Linked DNA regions of Homo sapiens: region 2 is linked to region 1. A link is a contact called in ENCODE Hi-C data. All regions are on one chromosome and are shown on one strand. Each heading gives the region's core, a stretch centred on a gene start or an enhancer-like site at or near the end of the contact. The rest is flanking DNA. Distances are from core to core; before and after follow the strand shown. Region 1 holds the start of PITPNB (phosphatidylinositol transfer protein beta). Region 2 holds the start of EMID1 (EMI domain containing 1).

Region 1 (4,225 bases), core at 1,726-4,225:
CATACAGGCTTTGATTTTCTGTTGTTATTCTAAAAGCAGTATTCAACTTTCAGTGCCAGTTGAAAATGTTCAAATGTCTGAAAATCCTCATAAAAATAATTTCCAAATGGAATCAGTAACTAGTTCTTTAAAACCAGGACTTTACATTAATGGTAACTTCATCTACTGCTTAAATAATAACTTGAAGGGAAACAGCCCACCTCGAAAGTCATTTCTAACATTTTAATTCTTATAAAAAAATAAATAGAGGGCCAGGTGCGGTGACTCACACCTGTAATCCCAGCACTTAGTGGGCGGATCACCTGAGGTCATGAGTTCCAGACCAGCCTGGCCAGCAGGGTGAAACCCTGTCTCTACTAAAAATACAAAAAATTTAGCCGGTCATGGTGGCGTGCGCCTGTAGTCCCAGCTACTTGGGAGGCTGAGGCAGGAAAATCGCTTGAACCTGGGAGGCGGAGGTTGCAGTGAGCAGAGATCATGCCACTGCACTCCAGCCTGGGCAACAGAGACTCCGCCTCAAAAAAAAAACATAAAAATAAAAAAGAATTTTATAAGACAACAAACATTTGCCAAAGTATTTTAGTTACCAATATCTTCACATAGGAATAAGCTATTCATTGCTCCTAACCAACAAGAATTTTAGAAAGTTGACTTGAGAGTAAGAAGTATCAATTTTTCATTGAACAACACTGAATTCTTTAGAGCATGTTAGGCCTAGATGCTGTGCTAGATACCGACATTACTTAAGAAACAGCTTCTACCTTCAAAAAGTCTAGGAGGAAAAAAAATCTAGGGGAGATACACATGAAGAGTTAACATCAAGAAACTTAATTTATAACTCTTTGGGAAAAATAATTAGACTTTGGGCACGTGTCAACATTCATTATCTGGGTACATTTAAATCTTCATAATGAAAGCAAATGTTTGCAAAAAGCACAGTGCGCAAATTCCCAATAGGAACTGCTTTCCAAGAGTTAGCTTCATACTACTCACATACTGTCAAAGGGATCTACTGAATACTGTGTGTCTGTAACACTTTTGGAGGGAGGAAATACTCCAATGAAAGAAAAATGACTGGATCTATTTAAAATCAGTTCTGCAACTCACTTGCTGTGTAACTTGGTCCAAGTCAATTTCCTTCTTATTTTCTCCATTTGTTTTAGTGTCTGCCACCCATCTACCCACATCATCTAGAAGTCAGAGTAATGAACACTTGTTTGATACACTGTATAAACGACTTGGAAGAAAAGTTTTATATAAACCCAATATTCAGTACTATAAATAAGCTTTAATTGAGAATTTTCACTCTACCAAAAAAAGGCAAAATGTCTCTTCTCAAAATCCCTGTCACTGACCAAAGTTATCATTTTTCATCAATTCATTAACAAATATTTACTGAGCACCTATTACATGCGAGGGACTATTCTAAAAACTGGGGATATGAGAGTGAGCAAAACAAACTCATGGCCCTTACATGTAAAAAGAGAACACAACTAGTAGGAGAAAAATAATAATAATAAATTGTATTGGCATGTTGGATGGTGATAAGTACTATGGAGACCGATAAAGCAGGGAAGACAAATACCACCCCAAATAGTGGGAACTACAATTAGGTCTTCAGAAAGGGATTCCCTGAGAAGGTGACGTCTGAGCAAAGACCTGGAAGAAGGTGAGTTAGTGTGCCAAGGGAAGAACACTTCAAGCAAAGGGAACAAAAGCAGGTGGAAAGGTCTTGAACTGAACTTATTCTAGAGTAGCAGAGGAACAGCAAGGAAGCTTGCGAAGATGGAATGGGCAAGGAAAAGGTAGTAAATGAGATCAGGGCAGGAAAAAAAAGTGTAAAGCCTTGTAGCTGTTGCAGAGGCTTTGACTTTTATTCTGGGTGAGACAGGGAGTCTTTGGGAGGTATTAAGTCTCAGAGAAGTGCATCAGTGACTTTTTAAAGGAGGTTTAAGAACACTAAAAATAAGGTGTCTGAAAAAAGCTAAATTAAGCCAAAAATATTTCTAAGAATTTAAAATGAAGAATTTGAAAACCAACGAATGGGCCATACTCGACCTCCCTAGCTGCCCAAAGGATGCTGACGACACGAACCAGCTGTGACAGACGAACATTCAGAGGCAAGCAGATTTCCGTAATGTTTACAGTCCTTGCCAGTAGGAAAAGCCGTGACTTTTCAACAAAATCACTTGGCCAGTCGGATGCACCTCGAAATCCCTCCATTTGACAGAGCACGTGTTAACTTCTAAGAAAGTAGGTGGGGCCCGGGATGTCACCTCATCTTAAAACATGCGGAAACCAAAAAGAGAAAAGGCTCTCCCGTCAAGTCAGCGGAGCTGCCCAGGAGAGCGGAGGCTTTCCGGAATCCCGGCTCCACCACGAACTTCAAGGCGCCAGCGTCCCACCGCGAGTCCTGACACGAGGGCTGCCTTCAACCGGCAAGCCCATCTCCCGCTGGTTACCAGGGGACTCCACCCCGGACGACAAATCACAGTCAGAACCAACGTGTCTCTCCCACCCTCGGACTGCGGCTCCTTCCCACCGGCGGGCCTGGGGGTGGGCCCAGACCCAGCCTGGGGGTGGGGGGTTGGGGAGAAGGCGGGTCCCAGCGGAAACTCCCGGCCGCGCCTTCCCGAGCCATGCGCTCGGGCCGGGACCCAGCCGCCTTCGCCCCGGGGAAGGGAGAGGGCGTGTTACCACGGCAATGCCTGGAGGGCCGAGGGGCGCACTCGCTGAGGGGCTTCGAAGGGGCCGGGGGAGGGAGGGGGCGCCCGCAGGGAGGGGCTGACACAGGGCTGACTCCGATTTAGGAATATCCTACCACTTCTCCATCAACAAATCTCCCATCACTGCCGTCCCACGGCCTCGCTCGCGCCCACAGACCCACTCACAATTCCTTGATCAGCACCATCTTCCCGGAACCCCCTCACAGCTGCCGCCGATACCACCGCCGCCGCCGCCGCTACCGCCTCTCACAGCGCCTGCGCGGCCCCGCCTCCCTGCCCCCCCGAGCCACCATCGCGCCTGCGTGCTTACACCCTTCCGCCGCGACCAGTCGCGTCAGCGCGCGAGGGGGCCTAGCTCCGCCCAGTTTCGTGCCCCACCCCGGGCACACGAGGCCTCCACTGCGGTTGCGCAGCCTGCCGAAGAGCGTGCGGCTTCTACTGCGGCTGCGCAAGCTCGACGCGCGCACTCTTGTCTGCTTACGAGGGCTCCTCCCTTCAGCTTTGGTCCCTCGGGGCGTCTGGGCAGCCTACGCTTTCCGGTGAGTTTTCCAGTTGGTTCTTTGGAAGCCGTTTTGCGGTGACTGGTTTTCTGCTCTCTCTCACTGCTCCGAGTCAGGGCCCACCTCCTTGACCGACACCTCACCTCCATAGTCCACATAAAAGACTCCTGACAGGTTCTGGAGGCAGCCGACGCCAGCTTCTGTTCCCCTCCCCAGCCCTTGGCAGCTCAGGTTCCGCGGGAGGACGTTCACCTGCTTCGCGGTCTCGTGGAGGTCCACCGCGGCGGAGAATCCTAAACCTCACCTGTGACTCGGCAGGATGAGCGGCCAGCACTCCCGACGGAGGCCCTCTGGGAGAAAAGAGGCCCTTGGCCTCGAGACCCAGGAAAGCGGGCTGTTCAGGAGTTGGTTCGCGCAGTTACACCGAAAGCGCCGTGGGCCTCAAAGCCGCAGCCCGGAGGTCGCTGGCTTGCTCTGTGTCAGACACGGTTCTAGGCAGTGGGGATGCATCTAGAAGCAGACACAGTCCCTGTTCTCAAGAAGCTCACAGTCTAGAGGAGACAACTCACTTGGAAAGAAAGCAGGGAGAATTTGGGGTGGTGGGGAAGTGCTATGCTATGAATACAGTGGAGTACTGGGAGAAGCAGAGGACTCAAGACAAGGGCTGTCTTAGGAGGCGGTGTTTGAGCCTAGCCTGTTAGGATGTGAGAGGGGCATTCCAGTTGGAGGGAAATATGACCCGAGGATGGAGTAAGCCTAGGGTGTTCAAGGATCAGCTAGAGGGCAGATGTGGCCAGAACATCCTAAGTGAGGGTGGGAAATGAGCTGGGACCAACTGGATTACTAGGCCATAGTAAAGAATTTGTCTTCTAAGAACCATGAGAACCTGTTGAAAGGCTATTAAGACGATTAAAATATCACGAAAACATTTTTGTATAAACATCTGGTGTATCTGATAGTGGAATACATCTGTGGAGTTAGGGCTGCCTCCAAAAAAAT
Region 2 (4,226 bases), core at 8-2,507, 1.3 Mb after region 1:
CTATGTGGACACACTGGTGATGGATCCCCCGTCCTGCCTGCCTGCCTGCCTATGGTGGCCTATGCTGCCTGCCCCTGGTGAGTCCAGGAGGGGCAATCCAGTGACTGGCAGATCCTTTCTGGGGAGTGTTTCTAGAAGGGACCGTGGGTCTGGACAAGCCATAACAGGAAGTAGCCAAGCTGGGCAAGGGCTTCCCCAGCCCAGGCCTAACTACTGCCCATCGATCCAGGCAGAAGGCGGGGTTAGAGACTGCCCTGGGAGATTGGGGGTCTGGGTCCCCTCTGATGAGAGCTCTGGTCTCTCCCTATAAACACACACTCCTATCACAGACACACACATAACACACATGCACATAAATCCACATCAAGCATGCACACACATCCATCATACACACATACGACACACACATGCACCCCTGCACACACACACTACGCTTACATATACCTTTGTGGGATGTAGAGCCATTCCTCCAGAAGCCCATCCATGTACCCCAGATGAAACCACCCAACACCAATTCTTACCTTGTTACATATGGTGAAATCAAGGCATAGACCGAAGTGCTGTGGTTAAGAGCTGTTACTCTCCGAAGTCAGGCGATCTGGGTACAAATCCTGGCTCTGCCAAACCCCTGCCACGGTGCTTTAGGTAAATGACAGCTCCTTTCTGTGGCTTAGTTTCTCCACCTGTAAAATGAGAATAAGAACAGACTCTGCACTTATGGGGTCAGCCCAGATCTCCTCCTAGGGAGACTGCGAGTGCCTGGGCCTCAGTTTTCTCTTCTGTAAAATGGGGATATTGTGCCCAGTTCGAGCAGAGTGGCTTGAAGAGTCACCTGAGATAGGATGTGAAGTGGCCGCGGTGAGGTGCCCAATACACGTGGCGCGCACTGCTCAGGAAGCTTTCCTTGGAGGGCTGGATCCCGCAAAGGTGTCGAAAAAGGATGAGTCCCGGATATCATTCGCTCAGGTGAGGTGGGTTCGGGTCCCGGCTGCGTCTGGGACCGTGGCCCGGGCCTCAGTTTCCCAGTCTACAGCCCGTGGGAGGACACCTCGGAGCTGGCACCCCGCCCCCAAAAGGGCCCCGCGGCGCAGGGCGTGGGGCTCAGGTGGACACCTGGCGGGCCTCCTGGCGGGGGCGCCCTGGCCGCCCGGGCCCCTCCGGGCTCCTTCCGGGTTGGCAGCGGCGGCGCAGGGGGCGGGGGGCAGCGCAGAGGGGCCGGGCGAGGCCGGGAGCGCGCGCCCCCGCCCCCGCCCGCCCGCCTCCTGCCCGCCCTCCGGCCGCGGAGCTGGAAACCGGGCTCCGCGCGTCCGGGGCGGCTGGCGGCGCGGGCAGGCAGGCGGGGAGGACAGGCTGGGGGCGGCGACCGCGAGGGGCCGCGCGCGGAGGGCGCCTGGTGCAGCATGGGCGGCCCGCGGGCTTGGGCGCTGCTCTGCCTCGGGCTCCTGCTCCCGGGAGGCGGCGCTGCGTGGAGCATCGGGGCAGCTCCGTTCTCCGGACGCAGGTAAGAGCTCCCGGCGCCTTTGCACCCCGCTGGCCGAGGGTCCCGGCGCGCACACGCCCCCACCTCCAGGAAGGGCTGGGATTGGAGGGCGATCCAGTCCCCAGCCCGGGTGAGGGCAGGGACACGGCCATCCCGCGGTCCGGCTGAGGCTCCCGCGAGTGCGGGGTCCCCTACTCCATGTGTCGGAGCTGGCTGCCTCCCCTACTCCCTCCCTTTCAACCCAGGAGCTCGAGAGGAGGGGGAAGGGGCGCAACGAGGGCGAAGCCCTGGCCCTTCTGTTCCCCTGTCCCTAGGGCCCCTCCCCCTGCACTTGGGAAAGGCCTATGACACCCCCTAGCCGACTCTTCTCGGACCCTCTCTCCCCTTTTCCCTGTTCCTGTTTTTTTGCTTTGTTTTGTTTTTTGTTTGTTTGTTTTGTACCCAGGCTATTTATCTCCCTCGGAGGAGGGACTGGGGTGGAGTCTCACAGCCCAGTGGGTCAGTGTCGGAGATACCCCAGGGACCTGGCATTTTGGACAGAGAAAAGAGGGAGCACAGTCTTCCTTCTGCTCTCCTAGCGGCGGGGAACCTCCTCCCTGCTGGCCTTTACGGAGGAGCTCCCAGAACCTGACATGGTGGGGCCCATTATTATATATAGTGTCCTCATCAATCCTTGAAGGACCGAATGAGGTAGGGAAAACTGTCCCCATTCAACGGTTAAGCAAACTGAGACCCTAGGGAATTGGCATCATCTTTTAGCCTCATGGGCTATTCACTGAAGAGCTAGGTTGCAAATCTGCCCTTCTATCCTTGATGACAGTGTTTGAACCTGTCCTGGCCTCTGTCCTGGCTGCAGCCCCAGCGAGGGTCCCCTCCTAAAGGCCAGCCGCCGTTGTCCAAGGCAGACAATGTGGAGTAGCCAGGCCTCTCCAGGCCTTTTCATCCCATTCAAAGGCCTGCGCGGCCCCCACCCCCTACGGCCTCAATTCTTTAATTCTTTTCAGAAATTCTCCTTTCCCAGTGGTCAGGGGCCAGCATGCCCCTGCTGGGCTAGCAAGAGCAGTTGACATGGGCAGGGCTGGAGGACGGAGGTGGTTGAAGCATCAGAGGCCAGAAGAGCAGTTGTCTGAGACAGGGGTGGACGTGTGGCAGATGTTACAGCCACCACCTATTGTGTGCAGACAACAGTTAGCCTGAGTCGGCTCCGTTACCTGCATTCATCAGCTCCAGAATCCTCCCAGCTGCTTGGAGGTATGCTCTTTATGATTCTGTTTCATAGAGGAGGAAGATGAGGCTCAGAGAGGGAACATGACCTGCCCAGAGCATGGAAGTGAGCCGCCAGGATCCCAGATGCTAAGAGGACAGAGACTATGAACTCAGAAATCCCACTGTTAGGCTCAGGATGATGGTGGCGACAGCTTAAGGCCCAGACCGCCCTGCAGCCAGTTCAAGGCAGGGCTTCCCAGCCTGGGCTCCTCACCTCCCAGGGTCTCCTGGGTGGGAACAGGATGATGGCTATAACCAGGTATCTGGTGGTCACTGGGGACTGTCACTCCATGTGTTGACAGAAGCCTATCACAGTAGCCTGAGCATCCCAAAAACCCTGTGGGCAACACTATTGCACCCATTGTACAGATACGGAGGCTGAGGCCTACAGAGGACAAGTGGCACCTCAGTCCAGACCAGTCGATTTCCAAATCCAGTGGCTTTTTCTCTCCAGCAGCCTTGCTGGAAGAGGGAAAGAGGTTGTCGGCTTGGGGGCACCAGGAAAGGTTTGCAGTCATGATTAGGAGTTAGGGGCTCCAGCCTTGGACAGAATGGAGACAGAATTCCTTGCTCTTACAGGCTTGATGTGTGACCTCAAGTGGGTCACTTCCTGGCCATGGGTCTCAGTTTTGCTCTCAGTTTCCTTCTTTCCTCGTGGGAAGGACCAGCACCGGGCCTCACCTGCAGTGGTTCCTGCTATCAATCATGTCACATGGGGGTAGGGACCTGGAGCTTGAGGAGTCTGTGGGCTACCAGAACCTCCACTTGTGGCCCCATCCCCACGTTGCTGGAGACAGCATGGGGGTGTCATGCCCTGTCAGCCTTCCTGCCACCCACACCCCAGCACCCCAGGCACCCCTTGGCAGCCAAGGGACCAGACGCAGAAAAGAGGCTTTGTCCTGGGGAGGGGGTGGCCTGGGAAGGCATCCAGGGGGCCGCCCCTTGCCCCAGGAAGGTGGTGACACTTGGAGACCCCCGGAACCAGGGTGCCCAAGGGCTATGCAGAGCTGCCTTGGCTTGCCCCTGCCCCTGGGGCTGCTTCCTGCCCCGCTGAGGTCCTTCTAAGCCTGGAGTCTGCTTCCTTTAACCACTCATCTCAGCGTTTCAGCTGAGGGTTCAAGCCTTCACCAGCCCAGATCTCTCGCCCCTGCAGCACCGGCTTCCTTCCGGCAAATCCTAGGATCAGGGAGAATGGAGGGCTCTAAAATGGAGGGGATCTGCCCCAGCCTCTGTCTAGGGGGCTGCAATCCCAGCTGATGCCCACAGGGGTGACCTGGGTAGGTGCTTTCTCTTGGAGCCTGTTTCCCCCTCTGTAAAATGCAGAACCTGATAATCCCTATTCCAAGGGGAAGACCTTGTGAAGAAGGTACTGTGCTGGTGTCCCCAATCCCCAGGGAAGCCCCTGGACCAAGCTGCTGGGTGTGGGGCCCATGTCTGGGCCTGAGCCCCTCAGTCCCGGAACAGGAATGAACAATAGCTG

What was found. A loop is a pair of places that touch in the nucleus more often than their neighbours do. Pooled maps may share reads with other maps.
Region 2: a map with no recorded cell type shows a loop between it and region 1 (8-fold over the local background). The contact joins the promoter of EMID1 here to the promoter of PITPNB in region 1. A Hi-C loop is called at or near these places in 6 of 37 single-sample maps with no recorded cell type and 4 of 50 pooled maps.

What each region holds. Positions count from the first base shown.
Region 1 is chr22:27,916,281-27,920,505 of GRCh38, forward strand. PITPNB (phosphatidylinositol transfer protein beta) reads right to left here and starts at 2,976. Exons shown (of 12, transcript NM_012399.5): 1 at 2,892-2,976. The coding sequence starts at 2,911. TTC28-AS1 (TTC28 antisense RNA 1) reads left to right here and starts at 3,096. Exons shown (of 5, transcript NR_026963.1): 1 at 3,096-3,265. RefSeq lists enhancers at 2,176-3,161, 3,162-4,146, 3,317-3,496 and silencers at 2,427-2,746, 2,937-3,006.
Region 2 is chr22:29,204,639-29,208,864 of GRCh38, forward strand. It overlaps EMID1 (EMI domain containing 1), which reads left to right and starts at 1,258. Exons shown (of 15, transcript NM_133455.4): 1 at 1,258-1,501. The coding sequence starts at 1,401. It overlaps LOC101929638 (a long non-coding RNA gene), which reads right to left and starts at 1,194. Exons shown (of 5, transcript XR_938134.3): 1 at 833-1,194; 2 at 522-683. RefSeq lists silencers at 1,353-1,442, 1,453-1,612, 1,633-1,692.